3 separate regions of the Mus musculus genome follow, and regions 1 and 2 are each linked to region 3. The links are chromatin loops, found by intact Hi-C in ENCODE. Cell type or tissue: gastrocnemius. All regions are shown on one strand.

What was found. Peaks named below come from ENCODE experiments on the same cell type or tissue, not always from the same donor. Only the 100,000 strongest peaks of a DNase experiment are listed, where the experiment ranks them.
Region 1: a loop joins it to region 3, with 5 times the contacts of the local background. A loop is called at or near these places in 18 of 42 quality-filtered maps.
Region 2: a loop joins it to region 3, with 5 times the contacts of the local background. A loop is called at or near these places in 16 of 42 quality-filtered maps.

Annotation. Positions count from the first base shown.
Region 1 is chr3:135,578,930-135,586,929 of GRCm38, forward strand. Nfkb1 (nuclear factor of kappa light polypeptide gene enhancer in B cells 1, p105) reads right to left here. Exons shown (of 25, transcript NM_008689.2): 25 at 5,726-6,586. The coding sequence ends at 6,426. Among named protein-coding and RNA genes, the nearest start is that of Gm46827, 25 kb to the right of the region's middle. In gastrocnemius, a CTCF peak has its summit at 3,101 (motif pointing left); DNase peaks (open chromatin) are centred at 13, 2,837, 3,009 and 3,570; H3K27ac peaks cover 4,682 bases.
Region 2 is chr3:135,502,595-135,510,594 of GRCm38, forward strand. Manba (mannosidase, beta A, lysosomal) reads left to right here. Exons shown (of 17, transcript NM_027288.3): 2 at 4,315-4,409. Among named protein-coding and RNA genes, the nearest start is that of Manba, 21 kb to the left of the region's middle. In gastrocnemius, a CTCF peak has its summit at 3,134 (motif pointing left); a DNase peak (open chromatin) is centred at 3,146; H3K4me3 peaks cover 1,136 bases; H3K27ac peaks cover 3,168 bases.
Region 3 is chr3:135,397,937-135,405,936 of GRCm38, forward strand. No RefSeq gene overlaps it. Among named protein-coding and RNA genes, the nearest start is that of Cisd2, 21 kb to the right of the region's middle. In gastrocnemius, CTCF peaks have their summits at 4,513 (motif pointing right) and 6,096 (motif pointing right); a DNase peak (open chromatin) is centred at 4,533.

The DNA.
Region 1 (8,000 bases), 180 kb after region 3:
GGCCAAGGCTGGCTTTCAGTGAGCTTCTGGAGGGAGGGAGGCTTCTGCAGCCTTTTGCTGTAAGTAGAGGGGAGGGCGAGGGAGAGCCTGCAGGAGCTGGCTGATGGTGCCCTGACTACAGGCATGGGCAACTGTTCTCTGGAAGGAAAGGAAGTCGTGAAGGCCTATGATGAGTGGAGGATGGAGAGAAACAGGGAGAGAGAATCAGTGAGAGGAAGAGAGAACAGAGGGAGAAAAGGGAAGAGAGAAATGAGAGACAGGAAGAGAAAGGGCAAGGAGGAATGTGTCAGGAAGGGAGAGGAGAAGAAGAAAGGGACAGAGGGTGGTAGAGAAAGGAAACGGGGAGGGGGAGGGAGAGGAGAAAGAAGGAAGGAGCCTGCAGCTCTCTAAAACAGAGCTCTGGCTTCTGTCTTAGGTGCCTGGCAGGCAGAATGGAAACTGGGTCACAAGGTCCAATACCAGAGCTACTTCCTGCTCTATTAATTTACTTCACTTCTATCTGTCCTGCTACCCTGGCAAACAGGTCGCAGCCAAGTGATTTTCAAAGTGTGTGTGTGTGTGTGTGTGTGTGTGTGTAGTTCAGAGGAAACTTTATGGGGCCGGTTCGCACCTTCTACCCTGTTGTGGGTCCTGGGGGATCTGACTCAGGTTGCCAGGTTCCTGTAGCGGGCGGCCTTACAGGTTGAGTCACCTTGCTGGCCCTGAGTGATGTCTAATTGAAATTTACTTACTGTGACTCTCTGGAAACTTGACACAAACCTCTGGAATAGATAGGGGAGAAGTTAGATGACAAATATAAAGAAGCCCCCGTAACCAAAGAAAAGATATGGCCATCAGCTGCTGCCTGTGGGGAGGGATGACATTCAACCGCCTGTCTGCTCCTCTTTGCAGCTTTAAGGAGTCCCTGTGCCTATGGCTGGCCCACGCGCTGTGTGCAAATGCTCTTCCCCAGCCCCTCACAATAGGCTTTTGGCTGGATGGTGGGGAAGGCAGGGCCAAATAGTGACTCTGATCTTCAAGGAGTCGAAACTAGGATGGAAGACGTGTAGAGCTGCTTTCGCATAGATCTGGGTGGCTCACACTAATGTGCTGTGAGCTCACACTGCCCTCACACAGGGGGAAAGGGTAGTATTTCTGTGGCTTGGTGGTTGAAGGACAGGTGCAGGGGCTGTGGCGCCCCAGGAAGAGAGTCGGATGGGTCATTACTAGCTTGGGTGGCAAGGCCTGTCTAGGAGGCTGCAGTAAGGTTCTCTAGAGGTGTCCTGTCTGGTCCTTTTGGCCTCTCTGGGTATGTTGGGAGGAGGGATTGTGCACTAATGGGACTGGAACCTGGGTGGGGTTGTTGTTTGAGACAGGGTTTCTCTGTCCTAGAACTCACTCTTCAGACCAGGTTGGCCTCCAACTCAGAGATCCACCTACCTCTGCCTCCCAAGGGCTGGGATTAAAGGTGTGTGTCACCATGGCTGGGCACATGGGTGTGTTTTTGAGGGCTATGTGCTTGTTAAGGGAAGGATTGCGTCCCAGGAAATTAAAGCCAGGCAGCGTTGAGAAACTCCTGCAAGCTCCAAAGCTAGAGAGAAGGGTCTGGAAGGAGAAGGAATGAGAGAGAGAGACCGGCATGTACTCTCAAGGCCCCTCCTGCCCTGTCTGGGGGCGGTTCTGTCTGGTTTTAGCGTTCTTAGAGGAAATGGTTTCACGGGTGCTGTCTTCCAGCTGTTTGGCCAGCTGTGAGTAATGTCCTTCAATGCCCCTGACTGGCAAGCTGTTGCTTCTGGCACATCCGTGTGATTTGTTCCGTCAGGGCCGCCTTGCACCTGTGAGAGGTTACAGACCGAAGCTGAGGCCTGAGCTGTAAAGACTCATGACTGAGTCTCTCTCTCTACAGAGAGTCCAGCCTCTCTCTCCAGGGAGGGCCAGACACCAGCACACGGTCTTGTGGACTATGGCAGGAGGTGTAACCCTTCCCCCCCCATTTACCTCAGAGTGTTATGGAAATAACGATTGGGAAGTATTTTTTAAGTGGAAGCACTCCTGTTTTTAAAGATATTTGCTTGTTTAATATGTAAGGTGGTTGTTCCCAGATCACAGAAAGAAATGTATTGGAAATGCATAAGGGACATTTGCATGTGGTCGGGAGATAGAGGTGTGTGTGTGTGTGTGTGTGTGTGCGCGCGCGCGCACTGCAGAACAAAGCCACCCATGCCATGATGCTTCTCATTCAAGTCATACTGTCACTTAAGTTGTACACTGTTGCTTTGGGAAAGGAAAGGGGATCTTCAACATTATCATTGTCATCGTTGTCGTTATCATTGTCATCATCATCATCACCACCATCGTTTACTTAGGAGACAGGGTCTCCTCCCTATGTAGTCCAGGTTGGCATCAAACATATGGTGATCCCCCTGCCTCAGCCTCCAGAGCACTGGCATTACAGACATGTGCCACAAGCCCAGCTTTACCAAGCAATACGTCCTTTTAGTGGTATTCTGGGACCACACTGCATATGGGTTGACACATTATGACTCCATCTTTGCACAGAGCTGGTATAAAAAAACAAGCCGGTTGTTCATCAAAGACTTTGAAAGCATCCTCAAAGACAGTCTTTGGAGTGGGGCTGACCTGTGTTTGACTCTGGGAATGGGTCAAATCTGAGCTCTTTGTCTGTGTTGGAAACTGAAAGGGGCTGGCGTGTAAAGACGCCCATTCTGGCTGGCTTCTGCCCCTCTGCGTTCTTAGCCAAGACTTAACAGGCTTTGGGGGCTGTACTCTGTACTGGTGACTGCTGTGTCTGCTGTGTCGCAGAGAGTTGCCCCAGGGGACCCAGGTGGGTAAATGAACAACAGCAGGGATTCCTCCCCCTCCCCCCACACCCCCAAGAAGAAAGGCCTGCAGATCCTGAAAAGGTTTGGGTTATGCCTGCAGAGTACAGAAACCTCAAAAGCTGACTGAAGTTCTGAGGAAGCTATTTTTGAGTGGCGGCCTGCTGTGAGGAAAGCTTTCAGGGCAAGCTTCTTTCAGGCTCATTGTAGCTTCCCACCCGACCAACCGACCAACCGCCTGTACTGCCTCTGGTGTTTATCTCCATCTACTGGCGTGAAGGTGGACTCTCCTTCCATTGAGAGGCAGGCAGTTCTGGCTGCCTTCATGTGGATTAGCGTAGAGACCTGGTAAGAAGGGGAAGTTTCTGGAACAAAAGAGAGCCAGGATTGTTTATTAAAGAAGAGAAATGCTATTTTACATATTGGTACGGGCAGCCTGGTTGGTGTCCCTCCAGTCAGTATCTTTTCTGCTGAACTTATGGTAGGCAAGCTGTCTTTTCAAATGCCTGGAGAATGGTGGTGTCCACTCTACACCCAGGGCTTAAAACCCCCACTAGTATTTAATTTGCTTTCAAATCTGTCATTTGAGGAGAACAGCAGAACAGCCCATGTCTATTATGGTCAGCATCTGCTGAGACAGCCCAAAGGCTAGGCAGGGTCACCTGGCAGCCGTCGGCTTGGCAAGCTTTGGCTAGGACCTCGGTTAAGGCTGTTGGCTGAACACCTGTACTGGCCTTCTCTTCATGGCTGCTTGGCACCCTCTGAACAGGGTGACTGAGTTCCAGGAGAAGGTAGTTCCGGGAAGGTTGGCAGAAATTCGGACCTAGTTTCGGAAGTCACTCAGCATCGTTCCTGCCTTGCCACAGGTGGCCTGGACTCAGGAGCCTAAACCCAGGAAACAATGGTGTCTCTCTGTGGGAAGGGCTTCAGCACCATGTTTTAAGACGCACAGCTAACAGCCATAGAAAGTCCTGGCTGGGGCATGGTGGCATGGCTGTCCCAGGAAGTATTACGAAACACCAAAGCAAGACAGTTTTGTCTTAAAGTTTCCAACGCAGAATAAGGGTGTGTTAGGGTGGAGAGAGGGTACTGTAATGGAAAACAGAATTTGCTGTTTAACCAGTTTCTGTTCATTTGTGATGCATTCTAAGAGGTAGAATCTGCTCTGCTTTTACATCACAGAATGAAGTCTCGATTAGGGCCTTCTCGATGTCAAGGGTGTTTGTCTAAGATTGGTGGTATGTCTAAAATTCGTATGGTTTAAATTTTCATACATATGGAATTTTTGGTAGAAAGGGATTCCGATTAATTGATGATTAGGCACTTAGAATATTTATTAAATAATTTAAGTATTATTAAGTAGCTTGTATTATATATTTAAATAATTAATCATTTCTTCATTAATGATATTTTACTTAATCTTATACCAAATCCCTACTAATAGATTCAGTCATTATCATCTTTTTTGTCCCAATAAAATCATTCTCTAACTCACAAGCCTAGGCGCTAAGTATCTGGATATAAACGCAGATGCACCTTAGCCACAACTGAGTTGCGCTCTCTGGACCTCCATTTTCTTCATTGTAAGTTTGGAATATTTTGTCATATGGACACTGACATACAAGATGTCTATTTGGGGTACCTTGAGCTGTGTGAGGGAGATAGCCCAGATCACTTTAGCCTGTCTCCCAGGATCTGAAGGTCCCAGCAATGGGAAAGGCATTCATATGACTACCATGGAAATGGGGGTGAGAGCTCTTTGTAGTGAAGGCAGTTCCCAAAGGTAATAGCTGGTGGGTTTCCAGGCCCTTCCGTGGGATCAGTAGTAGATCACTTGTGTGGCATGACAAGGCCTTAGGTTTTTGGTTTTTTCTTTCTGTGTGTATGGATGTTTTGCCTGCATGTATATCTGTGCACCATTTATATGCCTGGTGCCCACAGAAGCCTGAAGAGGGCATCATATTCCCTGGGACCGAAGTTACAGGTGGTTGTGAGCTGTGAGGGGTTCTAGGAATTAAACCTACTGACTGGTCCTCTGGAAGATCAGTGCTCTTAACTGCCAAGCCACTTCACCAGAAGGTTTTGGATTTGATCTTTACACTACACACTAAATGACCTTGGTCACACACCAGAGTCCAAACTAAGACCTCTTTCAAGCCATTAATCTTCCCTCTTTCTACTTTCAGCCATGCAGACTTACTAAACTCCATACTGGAAAATCTTTTACATATGTTGGAATTTAGTTTTTAATTAAAATGTATATTTTCTCATGATCTTAAACATGTATAGGATGTACTGAGATCATATCCACAAACCCCGCTGCCTTCTCGTTTCCGCCTCCTACTTTCCTGCTTCTGTGCTTGTGTGTATGAGTAAGTTTAATTAGGGCTGCCTGCATGAACATGGGGAGGGAATAGTTACTGGAGTATGTGCTATACCATTTGAAGAAAGGACTCCCATTCCCCTAGCAACTATTAACAGCCAGTTGCTGTGGTGTCTGTGTGTGTGTGTGTGTGTGTGTGTGTATTTCATCAGTCCCTCTCTATACATGATGAAGGACCACATCTTGTACAGGTTTTGTGTAGTTAGCTATGAACGCAACGGCCACATCGTATCCAGAAGATGAAGTGCTGAAGCTGGGGTCTGTTATCCTTCATAGACACAGACAGCATGCGCTGGAGAGGAACGGTGTAGAGATTGGAATGTTGATGCTAGGCGTCCAGATGATGTTGCCTGGGTCGGAACCTCAGTCTTGGGTTAGAACACTTTTATTTCCACAGTTTGAACATTTCTAGCTTCAAAGAAATGTGTCTAAAGGAGAATGTGGATGTGACAAACGGGCTGTGGGGCTGTTCCCACAGTCACAGGGACTCCTCTGAGAAAGCATTTGCAGAGATCAGACAAGATTAGGTCAACAATGTGCTTGTACTTTTATTATAAAAGTAAAATAAAAAAGTAAATAGCATTTATAAATTCAACATTTCTTCTTTTAAAGTATTTGATTTAGAAAACATATTTACAATAGTAAAATGCATAAAACGGGGAAAATACTATTTTCAGCACTGATTGTAGCATGTTTTAAATATTGTAAGTTCATGTGTTTTTTATTTTTAAATCACAGATAAACCACATTAAAAAAAGAAATGTCTTTTTTTTATTGCGCATCAAGGTACTCATTTAAAAATATGTTTTTCCTTAATCTTAATTTGAATGCACAACTTACAGTAGATGGCTAGAAAGGACACCGGGTGGGGACAGCGACACCTTTTAATGACAGCAGGAACCCAGCGGAGGGACAGCAGTAACAACACAAAGCAAATGTGATCCAGTAGCAGCAGAGAAAGCTCAAGACACTGCACCTGAGCCATAGAGTGCAGCTGAGCGAGCGAGCGCCATGATTGCTAGACACCGTCTGTGCGTGGCAACTACATTTCATTTCAGAACCAAGAAAGGACGCCAAATTCGGAAGGCCTTGAATGAAATCGAGTGACCCTGCAGGCCGGCGATTCTCCAGCACCTTTGGATTCGCTTTGCCTTCCTCCTTTGGGACGATGCAATGGACTGTCAGGGCTTTGGTTTACACAGTGTGGGGGAACGGCCAGCAGGCTAAATTTTGCCTTCAATAGGTCCTTCCTGCCCATAACCGTGGGGCATTTTGTTCAGAGATAGCAGTGGGCTGTCTCCAGTAAGAGACTCTGTAAAGCTGAGTTTGCGGAAGGATGTCTCCACACCACTGTCACAGACGCTGTCACTATCCCGGAGTTCATCTGCGGAGAAAGCACAGACTCATGAGGGGCTGAGTTAGGCCATGGCAAGGGCTTTGTTCTGCCTGCTGTCCCTGTCACCTTCAACTGTCAACTTCACACGTCTAGAATCACTTGAGGAGGGAGGTGCAGATGAGGGAGGGCCCAGCCAGATGAGACTGGTCTGTGGGCGTGTCCTGACAGTTAACTGACTGGAGGAGGACCTATCCTCTGTAGACAGCACCACTCCCTGAGAGGCAGTCCAGGGCTGTGTAAGAAAGCCAGTGGAGCATGAGCCCATGAGGCAGCAAGCCGGGGTGCTCAGCAGTTTCAGATTCAAAGTCTTTGGGTTCCTGCCCTGAATCCCTTCCATGATGGATAGGAGCTGGGGGCTGATATAAACCCAGAGAGCTTTGTCACAGTGCCCTAGAGCACCATCCACAGCAGTGGGCTCCCTCCCAGGCTCCGTGTGGACTATGGTATGGAGGGTTGTGCTTGCTAGCTCCTGCGCAGCACGGCATCCCACCTCCCCATCATGCCACCGGTGCTGCTTGGCTGTGTGAATGGCAGGGTTATCAAATGACATTAGAGAGTGCTACAGGGTACATCAGTCTTTCTGTTGAACAGAATCTGTTCTGAATTCTCTTGGTTCAGGATAAACATGTTTTCCTTTGTAAAGTGAGGCATATTTTTCTAACTGCTCTATCATTTTACCTTTTGTCTTTTTTTTTTTTTTTTTTTTTTTTAACGGCTGGGCAAACTGCTGAATACAAGGCAAAATAAACTCATAACAGAAGCAGGAACTAAAAATGGCACCTTTCTCTGAGCTGTATGAGCTTTTAAAGAATACACATTGCCTAGAAAATTTTCTTTTGGTGCAAGAAAATGAGGCTTTTTTTTTTTTTTTTAAATGTGTCTATACCAAAAGCTTAAGTTAAATTCTATCGCCTGAAAAGCATTCCTGGGAACCAGAGCAGATTATTTCTGTACAGAGTGACTAAAGAAACAGAAGCATAACACTTACTAAGCAAATGTTTGACTCTCATCATTGAATCTTAACGTCAGAACACTGAGACTCAATGACCATGCCAGAGCGGTGTCCTGGTGTTACCTCATCCAGTCAACTGTCTGTTGTGTAACAGGGACTGGGCAGCATTTGAAAGGCTTACTGTGTATTATGGTTCGGATCTTAAAATGTCCCACAAAGGCTGTGTGCTAAGTAAAGGCTTGGTTTCTAGCCTGTGACATTATCTGGAGGTGATACAACTCTTTGACTATGGGGCCTCACAGAAGGAAGTTAGGTCATGGAGGGCGTGGCTTTGAAAGAGATCTGTACTGGGGCTCCTCCCCATCTCTGTGTACTTCCAAACACCTTGAAGTGAGTAGGATTCCTCTACCATGTGCTTCCTCCGTGATGAAGGGTTTTGCTATACCCCGA
Region 2 (8,000 bases), 100 kb after region 3:
CCAAGGCTAACGACCTTAAGTCAATCCCTGAGACCCACATAGTGGGAGGAAAGAGTCGCTTCCTATACATTCTCCTCTGGCTCCATACGTGAGGCCTGGCACTTGGGTCCCCCTCCCCCATCAGTAAAATGGAAAAAAAAAGTTGGAATTGTATAAGTGGGAGAAACTAGCCTGTAAATTCTCTTCATGTGAGAAAACACATCTAGCATGATTGCCTTCTTGGGCTTCCCTCGTAGCTTCCTGCAAGGAACACAGACACAGGAAGGAGACCCAAGCCCTGCTGCCCCCGCTAGCCCTGGGGTGCAGTGTGTTGACGTCCTTGGCTGAGCTGCCCTCGAAGCTTGCTAGTCTTTTTCTTTCATGATATTTTTAACCATCTTGGTTTAAGTCCACAGTGCGGAGTTATAAATAGGGCTGAGTGAAGACATTTGGGCAAGTTAATAACTGGGCTTCTCTTCCAGCCTGAGTTCTTAAATATTTATTCTGTGTTTCTTCACCGGGGCGGCTCAGAGCAGCAGAAAGGGAAGCAAGGTAGTTGGGACTTCCACACACCAGTTGACAGCGTCTCACCCCGAAGCACAACTTAAAATACAAATCTGTTTCGTAGCTTTAAAGCTCACCTTACTCTCTCCCGAGGTGGCTTATCAAGCTACCCTAGTTAGGAACGATGTGTGGCAGGTTGAAACCTTGATGGCAGTGTACTCCCCTGGAGTCATTATGATGCTGCTTCATGGGTGGGAAGCCTGGACAGCTGCCCAGATGGTCACTACCAGTCAAACACGGCCATTCCACTCTCATTGCAGAGGATCATGGACAACACTGGCTTTTTCTTCTACTCCTGGAGTTACTGCCCTCCAGGAGATGACATCCAGCTCTATCTTAGGGGTTCTGTTGCTGTGATGAAACACCATGACCAAAGCAACTTGGGGAGGGAAGGGTTTATTTTTTGACTATGCTTCAGTATTACAGCTTACCATCCAAGGAAGTCAGGTCCGGGACTCAAACGGGGCAGGAACCTGGAGCCGGAGCTGAATCAGAGGCCTTGGAGAAGTGCTGCTGACTGACTTGCTCAACGTGCCTTGCTCAGCCTGCTTTATCATAGAACCCAGGACCAACAGCTCTGACCCATTTCCACCCACAATGGGTTAGGCCTTCTCCCACTAACCACTAAGAAATAATAAGAAAATGCCTTACAACCTAGTCTTATAGAGCTGTCTTCTCCATTGTGACTCCTTCCTTCTTGTTTGTTTTATTTTTATTTATTTATTTGTTTGTTTATTTTTGGTTTTTTGAGACAGGGTTTCTCTCTGTAGTCATGGCTGTTCTGGAACGCACTCTGTAGACCAGGCTGGTCTCAAACTCAGAAATCTGCCTGCCTCTGCCTCCCAAGTGCTGGGATTAAAGGCGTGCGCCACCACTGCCCGGATTGTTTTATTTTATTTTATTTTATTTATTTTTTTTAAGATTTATTTATTTATTTTATGTAAGTACACTGTAGCTGTCTTCAGACACTCCAGAAGAGGGCGTCAGATCTTGTTACAGATGGTTGTGAGCCACCATGTGGTTGCTGGGATTTGAACTCCGGACCTTCGGAAGAGCAGTCGGGTGCTCTTACCCACTGAGCCATCTCACCAGCCCTGTTTTATTTTTTGAGACAGTCTTACCTAGTATCTCTGGATGCCCTGGGACTCATGTAGACCAGGCTAGCCTCAAACTCAGAGGTGCACTGGCATCTGCCTCCCAAGTACTCTGATTAAAGGTGTACAGCACCACACCTGGCTGAAGTTCCCTCCTTTCAGATGACTCTAGCTTGTGTCAAGTTGACATAAAGTCGTCAGCACACACATCCTGAGTCACAGTCTACTGGAACTGAAGCAGAAGTGTAGAAGGAGGAATGCCACTTAACTGGTTTGCTCCTCGTGTCTCTCCCAGCCTACTTTCTCATATAAGCAGGACCACCTGTCTAGGGATAGCACCGCCCACAGTGGGCTCAGTGCTCCCACATCAATCATTAATCAAGACAGTACCCCACAGACCTTCCTAACGGCCTCTCCGATAGAGGCATTTCCTCATTTGTGATCCCTTCTTCCTAGCTATGACTAAGTTTGTGTGAGTTTATGTGTACCACCCATCTCCAGGAACCTACAGAGGCTAGAAGAGGGCTGGAGATACAGGTGGTTGTGAGCTGCCTGATGTGGCTACTGGGAACCAAACTTGGGTCCTCTGCAAGAGTACTAAGAACTATTAACCGAGTTCAAGGCCAGCCTGGTCTACAGAGTGAGTTCCAGGACAGCCAGGGCTACACAGAGAAACCCTGTCTCAAAAAACAAAATAAAACAAACAAACAAAAACTATTAACTGTTGAGTCTTCTCTCTAGCACCAGTGGAATAGGTCTCAAAGGGAAAAAATTGGTGCTACAGCAACTGATTGGCTTGGATAATAGATTTATATAAATCATTCCTCTTTGTATTATAGTCGGGGTCACTGTGACTTTGCTATCGGCTATGTCAACAGCCCAGGAGGGCTACAAAGCTTGGCTCCTTGTCCTTTAAAAAAACGGATAGATTTAATTTTTTTATTTTATTTGCATTAGTGTTTAGTGTGTGCCCAGTGCCCAGGGAGGCTGGAAGAGGACCTTGGATCCCTTGGAAATGGAATTACAGATGATTGTGAGCCACCAGTTGAATGCTGGGAATCATATCCTGGTCCCCCGAAAAAAAAAAAAAAAACCAAGTGCTCTTAGCTGTTGGGCTACTTTCCAGGCATTGTTCCATTCAGCTTTTACGATGTTGCTGGGGAATCAAACTGAGATCTTTAGACCTTTGCAACAGTGCTTTGCCTGTTGGTCCATATCCACAACTCCTAGTAAGTCTGTCAGCGCTTGGCCCTTGACTGGCTGCCACACAGAATCAAGCCCACGGGCTGCAGTTTGCTAACATGGATAATCCAGGAAAGCTGGATCCTATGAGTGTGGCAGTGAGTGTACTTACTGCCTGTGTGGTCTCTACTCAGCCCCCAGCAGCGCTCACTTAGAAAGCGTAGTGAAAAGTAGGTTGGAAATGCTTAAGGTCTCCAAGGAATGGGAGTTTCTGCTGAACTTTGGGCAGTAGAGGGCAGGAGATGTGCTGCCCCCTGGAGGCTATCCGGGGTAGTGGAAGCAAAGAGCAAGAACTGGGCCCTGGGAGAGAAAGGAAACGTGTCCCAGGGCGGTCAGATTTTATTTACTGCCAGGACTTTGGAGGTTCTATGTTTGGCTTAAAAGAGGCAGCCAGAGTCTCTTGGAGACCGTTCAGTGGGTGAAGGCGCTTGCTGCCAGGCCTGATGGCTGAGTTCAGTTCTCGGACGCCACACAACGGAAACGCAGAACTGATTCTCCCACCGAGTCCTCTGACCACCCACATAGGTGCTGTGGAGTGTTGCCCTGCTAATTAAGGTCAAAGTCTACCATTGTCCAGATAGCCTTCTGAGCTCTCACAAAATGGTGGACTCTCTTTACCAGCAGGGCTTCTCCTTCTCTGACCTTCTCCGGAGAGTTCAACCCCCACCCCGGTCCCCCATCTCCCCTCTATCTGTGGAATGTCTTTGGTTAGATTACAGGTTCAGCTTCCTTTCTCCTGATAAGAACTGGATCGGCAAGCACCTGAGATTCCTGGGATGCCTCTCTAGGCTAATGAGGCGGCTCAGTTTAGCCTTCAGCCAATGACCTTTGTCCATCCTGGATTTTCCTACTCCTTTCCCCTAAACTATCTAACCATTGATTCACCCCTAAAAACGTTGGTCTGTCTCCCTAAAACTGATCCTGGAATGACTTCATTTTCTTTTGTACTCACAGGCCATCCAATACCCTGTTCAACCACTCTGCCCACTTCGTCCACGTGGGCCGATGGCCGATGGCCCTGGGGAGAAGGGAGACCCACGGTGGTGCATGCCTGAGCACTCTCACACATATAAACAAATATATAATAAAAAACAATCAATACAAAGGGAGCCGGTATCTATCTCCGGACACGTTCTCTGATAATGAGTATTATTTGTACCGCAGAGCTCTTTCATTTCACGCATACTGTTGGGAATTTTCTCCCACATCCTCGTCGTTTTACAGCACTGGGCACTGTTCTCGGGGCCTTGCATATCCCACCACTGGGCCGTATCTGCAGCCTCTGATCCACAGCCCACATTCTCAGTGTTAATCGTCTGACTTTCCTAGGCCAAGAGTTCATTAATTTTTAGGTGATCAATAGTCATTGTTTGTTACCTATTTCAATTGTTTATTTTTAGCATATTTGGCTACCATGTTTATCTTGTACCAACAGGATCCTTACTACAGATTTAATGACCTGAACTATAGATGGATTTCCTTAGATAACTGGACCTACAGCACGGAATTTAAAATCCCCTTTAATCTCAGGTATGTATATTTTTATATATACTATACTAATATACTACATCCATATATACTATATATACTATGTCCATATATACTATAGTATATATACTATGCCCATAGATACTATGTACTATATAGTATATTATAGGGCTGGCAAGATGGCTCAGTGGTTAAGAGCGCCGACTGCTCTTCCAAAGGTCCTGAGTTCAAATCCCAGCAACCATGTGGTGGCTCACAACCATCCATAATGAAATCTGATGCCCTCTTCTGGAGTATCTGAAGACAGCTACAGTGTACTTACATTAAATAAATTTTTTTAAAAGTATATTATATATACTATATTATGTATACTATGTGCTATATACTGTATTATGACAAGATTTTCATTTATGCTTTATGTCTGCTTAGGTTGTATATCAATCAGAGTTAAATCAGATTAGACTTTTGTGTTATCGAAGTGACTGTGTAATTTATTTTTCATTTTATATGTGAGGATGGGGCCACTGCTCATCAGTCATGACATTGCGTTTTAGGGAATAATTGCTCTAGTGGTTATACTGAAGTCACCTAAATCCCATTTTATATAAATGCCCTGGACTTCCCCAGTGTCTTGGAGAATGTATTGATGTATTGATCAGCAGTACTTTTTGTGAAGTTATTCTGTGTGTGTGCATGTGTGTGTGCGTGTGTGTATGTATGTGTGTGGCCAAAGGAGAAATGCCAGGCGATTTAATCAATTACTGTCCACTTTGCTTTTTGTTTCTCTGAACTTTGAGCTCTCCAATTTTGCTAGACTGGTCAATGAGTCGCAAGGGTCCTCCTGTCTCTGCCTCCCCCGTTCTGGGCTTGCCGGCAAGTGCTGCTGTGCCTGTGCCCATCGTTTATGTTGGTCTGTAAATTGTGCTCAAATTCTTCTGCTTCCATGGCAAGCGAGCACCTTACTGACCAAGTTATCTTCACAGGCTCCCTCGCCACCACAGTGCTTGTGTGTGTGTGTATATGTGTGTGTGTGTGTGTGTGTGTGTGTGTGTGTGTGGTGTGTGTGTGTGTGTGTGTGTGTGGTGTGTGTGTGTGTTGTGTGTGTGTGTATGTGTGTATGTGTGTGTGTGTGTGTGTGTGTGTGTGTGTGTGTGTGTGTGTACGGGGATGGTACTAGGATCTGAGCCTAGAGCCTTAGGCATTGAAGCACGTTTCCCCCATCTACAGTGTTGTTAGTGCTATACAACCATTGATACTGTCAATCCCGAGATTCTCTGGAGAAAAACCAATTCCACCATTTTGGGCCAAATTTGAAGCAAGCTTTATTAAATATTAAGTACTGACTAAGAGATGGACTTTGGTCAAGGCCATTCCTGGAATTTCCAAGCTGAATGGCCCTGAGACACTGTTGCAGGGGTTTATAAAGACAAACCCATAGGCCACCATACTTTCCCATGAGGCTTTTGTTATAAGAACTACAACTCCCAGCATTCCAGGAGGTTACTTGGTCCTTGGGCAGGGGAAGCTTACAGGTTAATTTTGGTAATACAAAACTATGACCTTAACCTTACTCATGTGGCCATAAAGAAAACTACAAGTATTGCTTTCAGCAGTGTTCTGTTATCATAAGAAAATATTTCTAGGCGAAGCAGACTGTAAGCAAGTATACAAGCCACCATTATTACTAAATTTGAACAATTTTCTTGTGTATGATTTTTTTTGTTATATTACTTATTATCGCTTTAAAATCTAAAGCCACAGGATAGGGTAAAGAGCCCGTTTAGTGTGCATAAGACCCTGGGTTCAACCCTCAGTGTTGAAAATGAAGCCAGAATATTACGATCAATATATTAGGAGAACCATGCCACATGGTAGTCCAAGTGGTGGTGCAAGCTACTGCGTGTCAGGCTTTTCTTTCCAGATAATGCTTAAAATATTTCTCACAAGAATCCTGTCTCCCACTACATAGTGAGTTCCAGGTTACTCTGGGCTCCCTGAGACTGTCTTAAAACAAAACAAAAGAAAAACAAATAGCACAAAAATCCCAGACAAAATCCCATTTCCCTTTGAACATAGCACATCCCAAATCCAGCCAGCTGACATCCCTACTCAAGTAGCTTACATCCCAATAGCCCATTGCTCTTCTTCATGTAACACAGGTGCCTCTTCCCAAGCTTGTGCCAAGGGATGTGGATTTGCCGCCTCGATCTTTCTCCACTGCCTTCTCCCATTATGTCTAAGTTTGCCTGGCATTTCTCTTAGTAGAGCCTCCTCACGTTCCGGTTTTGACTTTACCCAGAAACTGCAGAATCCAGTGTCTTGGGTTTGCCTTTTAGTCTCTGATGGTGTGAGAAAACATTACTTGCTTTTCCTCAGGAAGAGAAAGCCTGTTTCATGGCTTCATAAAGGAAATACTGGCTTCACTGCGTACCTGTGACACTGGCCCCACCACCCCTGGCCCTGCCATGGACCCCCAACTTGTTCAATTTCTCCTTCTCAGCAACTCAGCCCAAATGATGTGTCTGAATAAAGAGTCTGTCTTTAAAGTAATTGACACTATTAGGGCTTTGTATGGTGGGGTGGCATGGTTCTCTGAGACCCAGACTCTTCTACTTATCTTAACAAAAACAATTTTATTGAACTCTGATCTTTATAACATGAAATTTGCTTAATTTAAAGAACAATTCCATGGCTTTTAGTATATTCAGAGTTTGGCAGTCATCACCATTATCCTGTTTTTTTTTTTTTTTGGTTTTTGTTTGTTTGTTTGTTTTGTTTCAACTTGATGCATACCGGAGTTATCTAAGGGAGAACCACAATTGAGAACCACAATTTCTTTCTCTCTCTCATTCTCTCTTTCTTTCTTTAGTTTTTTGAGGCAAGGTTTTTATTTGTTATAGCCCTGGCTGTCCTGGATTCAATTTGTAGACCAGGCTGGCCTTGAACTTACAGAGGTCTGCCTTACTCTGCCTCCCTGCTAGGATCAAAAATCATGCGCTATCACAGGTAGATGTGGTGTAAGAAAATGTAGGACACTTTCATATATGTATATATATATATGAAGCAGCGTTCTTCTAAGGCGTCTGCTTCCACTCCTGCCTCCAGAGCCTGCCTTCGCTTCCCTCACTGGTGGAGAGTGACCTAAATTGTAAACTGAGATTACCCCTGCTTCCCCAAGTCACTTTTAGTCATGGCATTTTTTTTTTTGTCTCAGCAATAGAAGCCCTAATTAAATCAGCCATCATCAGTTACTCATTAGTTATCATTTCCCGTTCCCATTCACTGTTCCTATCCCAGCCTAGACAGTCAGTAACTAACTCACTTTCCATCTGTAGATGGGATGTAGCACTGCTAACTGATGGAGCACATTAGAGACATTGGTCCTTTATCAAGGCTTCCTTTGATTAAACAACCACAGTACAGCAGTGTTCATCATGATTTAGTTCCTTGTTACTGATGAAAAATATTCACTTCTTTGACTTCTTATTCACTTCTTTCCTATTCTCTTCTTTCTTACACGGTGAGCCTCCGCTAGCCCTTGCCCAGTAGATCAAGAAGTTTCTGTTTGAGTCCTGTGTATTGTGGGCTTGAATGCCATCCAGAGTACAAACTTCAAATTCCAGGTTGTTCCTT
Region 3 (8,000 bases):
GGGCTTTCCTCTGGTTCTTGGTTCAGAGTAAATTTTAATAAAAACTGCAGTCAACTGCAGTGGTCCTTCAGTCTAATACCTGCATAGTTCAAGAATCAAGTCAGTCAGTAAATACCCTAGAAAAATGCAAGGTGGTCTTTGTGACGATTGTGAATTCTATATTGTAATACAAAGTAAGCATAGTAAAACTACATGAACCTAAAGAGAAAGAAAAAATTCCCTTGAATTCCCATCACTTTAGTTAAAAAATTAGTCAGAGGCTGGGCATGGTGGCACATGCCTTTATTCCCAGCACCATAGAGACAGAGGCAAGCTCTGTTTGTCGAGTTCAAGACCAACTTGGTCTACACAAGCCAGTCAGGGCTGCATAGAAAGATCTACAAACAAATAAATTAGGGGAAAAAAAGAAAACTTGCTCTCTTTCTTCTCTTGTCCACCTTAGCTCCATGGATGGAAAACACTAGGCAGTTTTATATTTTAAAACTTGCCAGATAACACAATTGCTGGGTGTAGAACCTATTGCCCTAAACTTATCTGCTATCCTATATCAGCAATCTGCCAGTGTCGGAGGCCACCACCTGCTCTGGTTGCCCTAAGGCCTTATGTGGTTGTTGTGTCCCTTCTCCTCCTCTAGCGACTTGGAAATCCCACCTTTTTCCTTTTGCCCAGCAATCTGCTTCTGCCTCCTTTATTGACACAATCAATAACCAATTAGGGAATCAACACCTCCCTCTACATCATACACATAAAAATAAATAAAATGTTCAAAAAATTTTGTGAAGCCAGGATGATGATAGATTTCTATCCCAGCAGTCAGGAGGCTAAGGCAGGATCACACATAAAGAAAGGGCCAGCCTGGGCTACACAGTTCAAGGACAGATTGGGCTACATAGTACATCTCTGCCTTAAAATAACATCAACAATAGGAGATCCCTTTTTTAAAATGTCGGCAGCCAGGACTTTAAGCTTGCCTTTTAGAAGTGCTTTTGGGAGGTGGGAGAAAAAGGTCAGTTGGTAAGATGCTTGACTAGTGGAGTGCAGTGTTCAACCCCAGTGGGAAATCGTCAAACATGCTTCTAGCCCCAACACTCAGGAAGTAGAGGCAGGAGGATTCACAGTTCAGGCTCTGCTATGTCAGGAATTCAAGACCAGCCAGAGCTAGGATTCTACCACAAACTAGAATTTACTTTTAAAAGTGCTTCTACTGGGGCTAGAGAGATGTCTCAGCAATTAAGCGCACTTGTTGCTCCTGCAGATTGACCCACCAGGTCCAGTTTCCACCATCCATACCATGGTTCACACCTATATGTAATTCCAGCTCCAGTGGGTCCAGTGCCCTCTGGCCATACATACTGAATACTTATGATGCACATACAGGCACATACACATGCAGGCATACACACACCTATATATTTTAAAAGAGCTTCTATGAGCACTAGGGTTATGACTGGTGGTAGAGCGCACCTCTAGCATGCATGAATACATAAATTTGATTCCTGGCACTTCATAAAACCTGTCATGGTGGCCCATGCCTATAATTCCCAACACTTAGGAAATGGAGCCAGAAGAGTCCAAAGTTCTAGGTCTCTCTTGGATGCATAATGAGTGTGAGGCAGTCCCAGGCTAGATGAGACTCTGTTTCCAAAAAACAGTAGGGGGAACTTGCAGTGCAAGTGTGAAGACCTCAGTTAAAAAGCCAGATGATGGGCTCTTTGTAAACCCAGTGCTGAGGAGACACAGGCGGATCCCTGAGGCTCAGGCCAGCTAGGCTTGCTTATTTTATGACCTACAGGCTAGTCAGAGAGACTATAAAAACAAAAACAACAAAAAAACAAGGTTGACAGCTCTGGCCTGCACAAAGACAAAAGTATAGATGTGTTCTCTTGTTCTCTCTCAATCATGTATGATCACGAGCTGTTCCTTTGGCATCTTGTTCTACACACACACACACACACACACACACACTCGTGTGCATGTATGAACATGTTCTCTCATATACTCTAACCATTAAACAAAACTTGCATGTGATCTAGCATTTCTACTTCTGGTTCTATACCCAGAATATATGCAAATAAGGTTCTTGAGACAGTTGTGTGAACTGAATTCATAATGGTGTTATCACAATAGCACAAAGGCCAGTGCCAACCAACAGGCATACCGGTAAATAAAGTGGGCTCTGCAGAGACTTGGGAACACTTACCATTAATTAATAAAGCTTGACATGTTGACACATGCTATGATGTTCATGGCCCTTGAGGGCATTATGCTCTGTGAGCTCAGGGACAACAGAATGATGTTTGCCAGGTTGGGGGTGGGGAGGAGTGGGCGTTGCTCTTTAGAGGGTATGGGGGCTTCTGGGAGAGCTTCTGGTATCTGCTTCAAACTGGTATCTGCCTATAAGTAATATCTCTTGAAACACAGAGGTGGAGCGGGGTTGGTGGAGGGCTCAGTGGTTAAGAGGACTGGCTGCTCTTCAAGAGCATCAGAACAGGATTCCAGGGGCCTCTGTGGACCCGAGGCAGGGACATGGTGCACAGACTACATGTAGAAAAAACACAAGTACATCTAAACTATGTTAAAATAGCCTAGGGCTGGCCAGATTTCCCACAAGCTAAAGGAGCTTACCACTAAGGCATAGCAAGTTCAATCTTTAGATTCCACACAGTGGCTGGAGAAAGCTGACTCCAGCAAGGTTTTCCATAATTCCCATGATGCTCTATGATACACATGCCTTCCCACACCCCAGATACACACACATAAAATAAACAATTAAACTATAATAACACTAGCCTTAACATTCCTTAAGGGCTTACTTCTGCCTTCTTACTGAATGCTTTTACCAACCAGGTTCCTTGGCACAATGCGGGATTTCAGTTACAACATCCTTGTCATGTGTAGCTCAGGCTGTCCTGGAACTCACTCTGTAGACCAGGCTATCCTTGAACTCAGAGATCTACCTGCCTCTGCCTCCCTAGAGCTGGCATTAAAGGTGTCACCACCATGCCTGGCACCATGCCTGTTTTCTTAAGAATGAAGACATACTAGGCTTTCGGGAAGGGTGAAGATGCTCGTGTCTGAGCCCTATGACCGAATCTGACTCCACGAGTCTGAGTGGAAGGTGGGAACTGACTCCCACAATTGCTCTCTGACTCCACACGTGCACCAGGGCACCACCTCCCACTGAAAATGGAAGAAATGAAAGCATACGTCCAATTGGTCAAACTGATGCTGCAGTCTGACGCTTTCTTTAATGTCAATGGATTTCTGACTGAGAGAACTGAAAAATCCAGACCAACTGAGTCACAAAGAAAAACCCTTTATGTGCGCAGCAAGAGACAATTTTGTGTCACTTCCTCTAATGTTGATAGGAGTTCCATGTACAGTTTGAGCAAGAATAACAATACAGCAGGACAGCAAGTGAGGAGAGAGGAGACTGTTGTTCAGTGGTCCTCAACTTCAGCTGAACTAGGAGTGTACTGGCAGCTGGCCACCTAATGCGAGCACAGTTAAACTGCTATAGTGCGCACTTACGATGGGGAACGATGATGAATTATGTACGTAGTTTGCCATGATTTAAAAACCAAATAACTTTGTTAAGACACAGACTCACTATGTACGTCTGTCTGGCCTGGTATCTTATTGGAAGCCACCAGGGTGGCTGTAAACTCACAGAGATCTACCTGCCTCTGCTTCCCGAAGTACTGAGATGAAAGGTGTGAGCCACCACACCCGGTACAAATAATAACTTTTTCAGAGAGCTTCTGTGGGGTCAGCAAGAGGAGCCCAGGCGGTGAAGGGGGCTGCAGTCAGGACTGGCAACCTGAGCTTGATCCCTGGGACCCTTGATAGAAAGAGAAAACCAGCTCTTGGCATGAGTACCACGGGGTGAGCACATGCCCCGAAGGGGACATCTACATATGTGTTTGCGTGCTTGCTCTTGTGTGCATGAATGAGTGTGTGCGCACACGCTCACCAAATAAATAAATGTTAAAAAAAAAAAAGACATTAGATTGGGCCTGCATAGATAATTTCCTGGAGTATGGCCCATCAAATCACGTGGTATATTCACAGGTGGGATAGATTCACAGGTTCTAGGAACTGGGGTGAGGAAATCTCGGTGGGACAGTACTTTAGAAATTCTACTGTATCCGATGTCCACATTTCAACTGCTGTAGATTCCTTTAGAAGACATTTTTATCTGTCATGTTCTCTTTCCATAACTCTTTCCACGACAAAAATGCTTCACCAAGGCAAAGTTTCTGCTTAATGAGTAGACACATCTGTCATCACTCCACAGAGAGAGAGAGCTAGGCACTTAACCATTTTAACTTGCTGTCACGTGGACATTACTGTCCTTACAGGACTTGCCACATTGAAACCTATGATCCGCTTTATCGCTCGTAGTTTCAACATCCAGCATTAGCAGTGGCTTGATAAGATGTGGCCAGGAAAAATGCACGCTGCTCAGGTTTCTGGCACTGAATTTTTATGGTGCTGCGCGAGTGAAGAACATACGGCCACAAGGTGGCAGTAGCGCACACACCATTTCTATGGGCGAGCCCTGATAGGTTCTCATCTGGTGAAAGGAAGTGGCCAACCACAGGCCCCACCACCAGCTGAAGTAGGGAAGGTAAATCCTCAAGGTTGGGGTGGGGGAAGACCACAGAAAGGGCACATCTGGCTTAGTGATGTCACCCAGCATCCTGACATCTTTGGGTCAGAGAACACTGCTCTTAACTCCAATCAGCCATCCTACGTGGCCATTATTTTAGGATTTTTACCCCTGGTGTCCTCTCTCTCCTTTTTCCACTTCCTCCTCTTCTGCCTCCTCAGGGTCTCCTCCAACTCCAAGCCTGGAAAACCCAAACCACTCACATGTCTCTTCTGCCCAGCCATTGGCTGTTGGCGTCTTTATTTAACCAATACTTTTAATCAGGAAGCAAGGTCACATTGTCCATGCAGATCCTCTCCTTCCAGGGAGCAGCCAGGCTATGGGGCCGGTACTTATCATTACAAAAACATATCAGAAGAGCAGACCTCAGCAGGTGCTTGCTGCCAAGTCTGAGAACCTGAGTCCAATTCCCAGGACCCTCAAGGAGGAGAGAAGCAGCAGGCTCCGCAAGCTGTTTCACCCAGACTGTTTAAAGCATCATTTCTTAATGTGCAGTGCATCTGCGCATTTAACCCCCCGCCCCCACCCCGCCAAGGGAGAGCTGAAAGACCCTGTTACTGCCTCTCTGAGCAATGTCCTTAGCAGTGTGTACCTGCTTGTAATTCTACTGTATTTAAAGACTGCTTCATGACTTCTGCAAAAGAAAGATTTGTTGAGTAAAATGAAAAATAGGGCTTCCAGTCAAAATCCACTATGAACAAAAGCCTGGGGGCAGATGCAGCAGTTAAACACAGAAAGCAGCTACAGGTGTCCTCCTTCATCCAGTCTGTGTGCACCAGAGACGTGGAGGCAGTCGCGGCACAGCTGCACATTTGGCTTTCAATTGCCCCTGTAGCGGGCAAATTCTCTAACACAATCTATGCGATTCAAACACCACCTGTCGTATTTTAGAAAATTATGCAGTAAGTTAGCAATTAAGTTTGGAAATGTTCCAGCCCAATGGGGAAACTTCTTGCAGTGAAGCCCTCACATACCAAGAACATCTCGGGGCCGAGCGTGGTGGCGCGCGCCTTTAATCCCAGCACTTGGGAGGCAGGGGCAGGCGGATTTCTGAGTTCGAGGCCAGCCTGGTCTACAGAGTGAGTTCCAGGACAGCCAGGACTATACAGAGAAACCCTGTCTCGAAAAAACAAAAACAAAACAAAGAACACCCTGGGTACCTTTTCCACCTAGATATACCACGTTTAGCACTAAGCTTTCAAAAGTGGGTACTGTATCAGTGAATGTAACATCCTACCTTCTCAACTATCACACTACCTGATGCAAATTTCTCAAGCTGCTCGCCTTTCATTTTCAATTCTCACTTGTTTTTTTGGTTATTTCTCTGGTCAGCACTCACATTTTATTGTTCACCTGCCTCTGGATGAATTTTTTTAAAAGATTTATTTATTACATGTAAGTAGACTGTAGCTGTCTTCAGATGTACCAGAAGAGGGCGTCAGATCTCGTTACGGATGGTCGTGAGCCTCCATGTGGTTGCTGGGATTTAAACTCAGGACATTTGGAAGAGCAGTGCTCTTAACCACTGAGCCATCTCTCCAGCCACCACCCCCCCCCCTTTAAAATGTAATTTTTTTCAAGGTTTGTTTATTTACTTTTATATATGAGTACACTGTAGCTGTCCTCAGACACACCAGAATAGGGCACTGGATAGCATTACAGATGGTTGTGAGCCATCATGTGGTTGCTGTAGAAAGTTCTTAATACAAGTGTTATGTTTAGGAATAGAAAACAGATAACCAACTAATTGGATTTTGCTATGAAGGAAAACTAAGTAGACTGAAGATGGAAGGGGCTCGGGCACTGGCTTTGGATCGTGTGAGCAGTTCCCCATCCTTAGGCCTTTTCAGATTGGTGATGCAGGCCCTGATGAGTCTGAATGAGTAAAATCTCATTAGTTAAACTTGTTGGGCAGGTATCGAGTACAACAGTCACCTGGTTCGGTTTGGTTTTGGAGTGGAGCATTAAAATAGTTTAGGAATACAGTCTGCCATTTCTAATCAAAGACTATGAAACAAAAATGATACAGATCAGCAGCTAGCTTAATTGGCTTCCTATAAACTTATTAACAAATTAGGTTACAAAACACAAAAGCATTTCAGTGAGTGAATCACCAGGAGGCAGCAAACTCGCAGCTGAGTTGTGACGTGCTTTCCACAACACATCTTGCTTAATTATCCACACCAGTGAGTCATTAGCCCATCACCCTGCTAATGCTCCCAGGATACCTGGTATTTTGTAAGGCTGGTGCTTGTTTGCTGAGTAAGGAATGAGTAGTGCTCTACTTCAGCAGCTTAGGTGACCCCCGTAACAATCGTGAGGAAGCTAAGAAAGCTGTTTCTCTAAGGTTCTACAACACTCAAGTGGTTTATCAATTCATGTGTGTGTGGTTATTCAGTGCCTGTGTACAGCACACGATAGAACTCTGGGAATTTACAGAGGATGGCAATTCTTATGCTCCTGTGAAAGCTTACTAAAACCCCAGCCTGCGCCCAGACGTGGACGTCTGGGCAGAGTAACAGTATGTTTTAAAGTGGAAAATGTGGAGGGGAGGGAACTATTTTCTTCTCAGGGCACTTAGAATTACATTCTGAGACAGTTTTCACTTTTCTCACTGTTCTTATTTGACAAAATTAAAGGTTGACCATCTCATTCTAGACCACCAATCTCCAATAAATGTGCCTTCTGTGAAGCCCAAAAAGGATGGCAGCAGCTGGAATATTTTTCAATGACTGTTGCTGTGCATTGTAGCAATGGTTTTACAGAGCAGAATGGCTTCCACAAACAAGGCATCCGAACTCATGCTGGGATTTGACCATCTGTGGGAAAGTACCTGGTTAATCTGATGGTGAAGGCAGGCGCTTGGGGGCACTGAATCAAGAGTCTCTGAACACCCCACCGCCACAGACGAGAAAGGCTCTACCTCTCCCCTGCCTATAGGCAGTTATGAGCTTGGAGTGCAGACCTTGTAAAACTCCCTCAGCACAGATATTTTCCAACTCTAATTTTGGATCTTTCTGTTGGTCACAAGAAAGGTAAAATCACATAGAGGAATTCACTGACATTATGAAATACATTTATGGGCCCTGTCCATGCTTGATGTAATGTCTGGTACACATAAATACTCAATAATTCTTAGCCTTATTACTACAAAGATGGAATGTTTCTTACACCTACATGGGAAGACTACGGGTTCAGGAGATGGACAGATCATGAGAACCGGAGTTCTGATCCCTGGCCCTCCCTCACTGAGGCACATAGCTGTAACCCAACTGCTGAGGAGGAGACGAGCCGTTCCGGGGCTCACTAGGCTGCGCAGCCTAGTTCA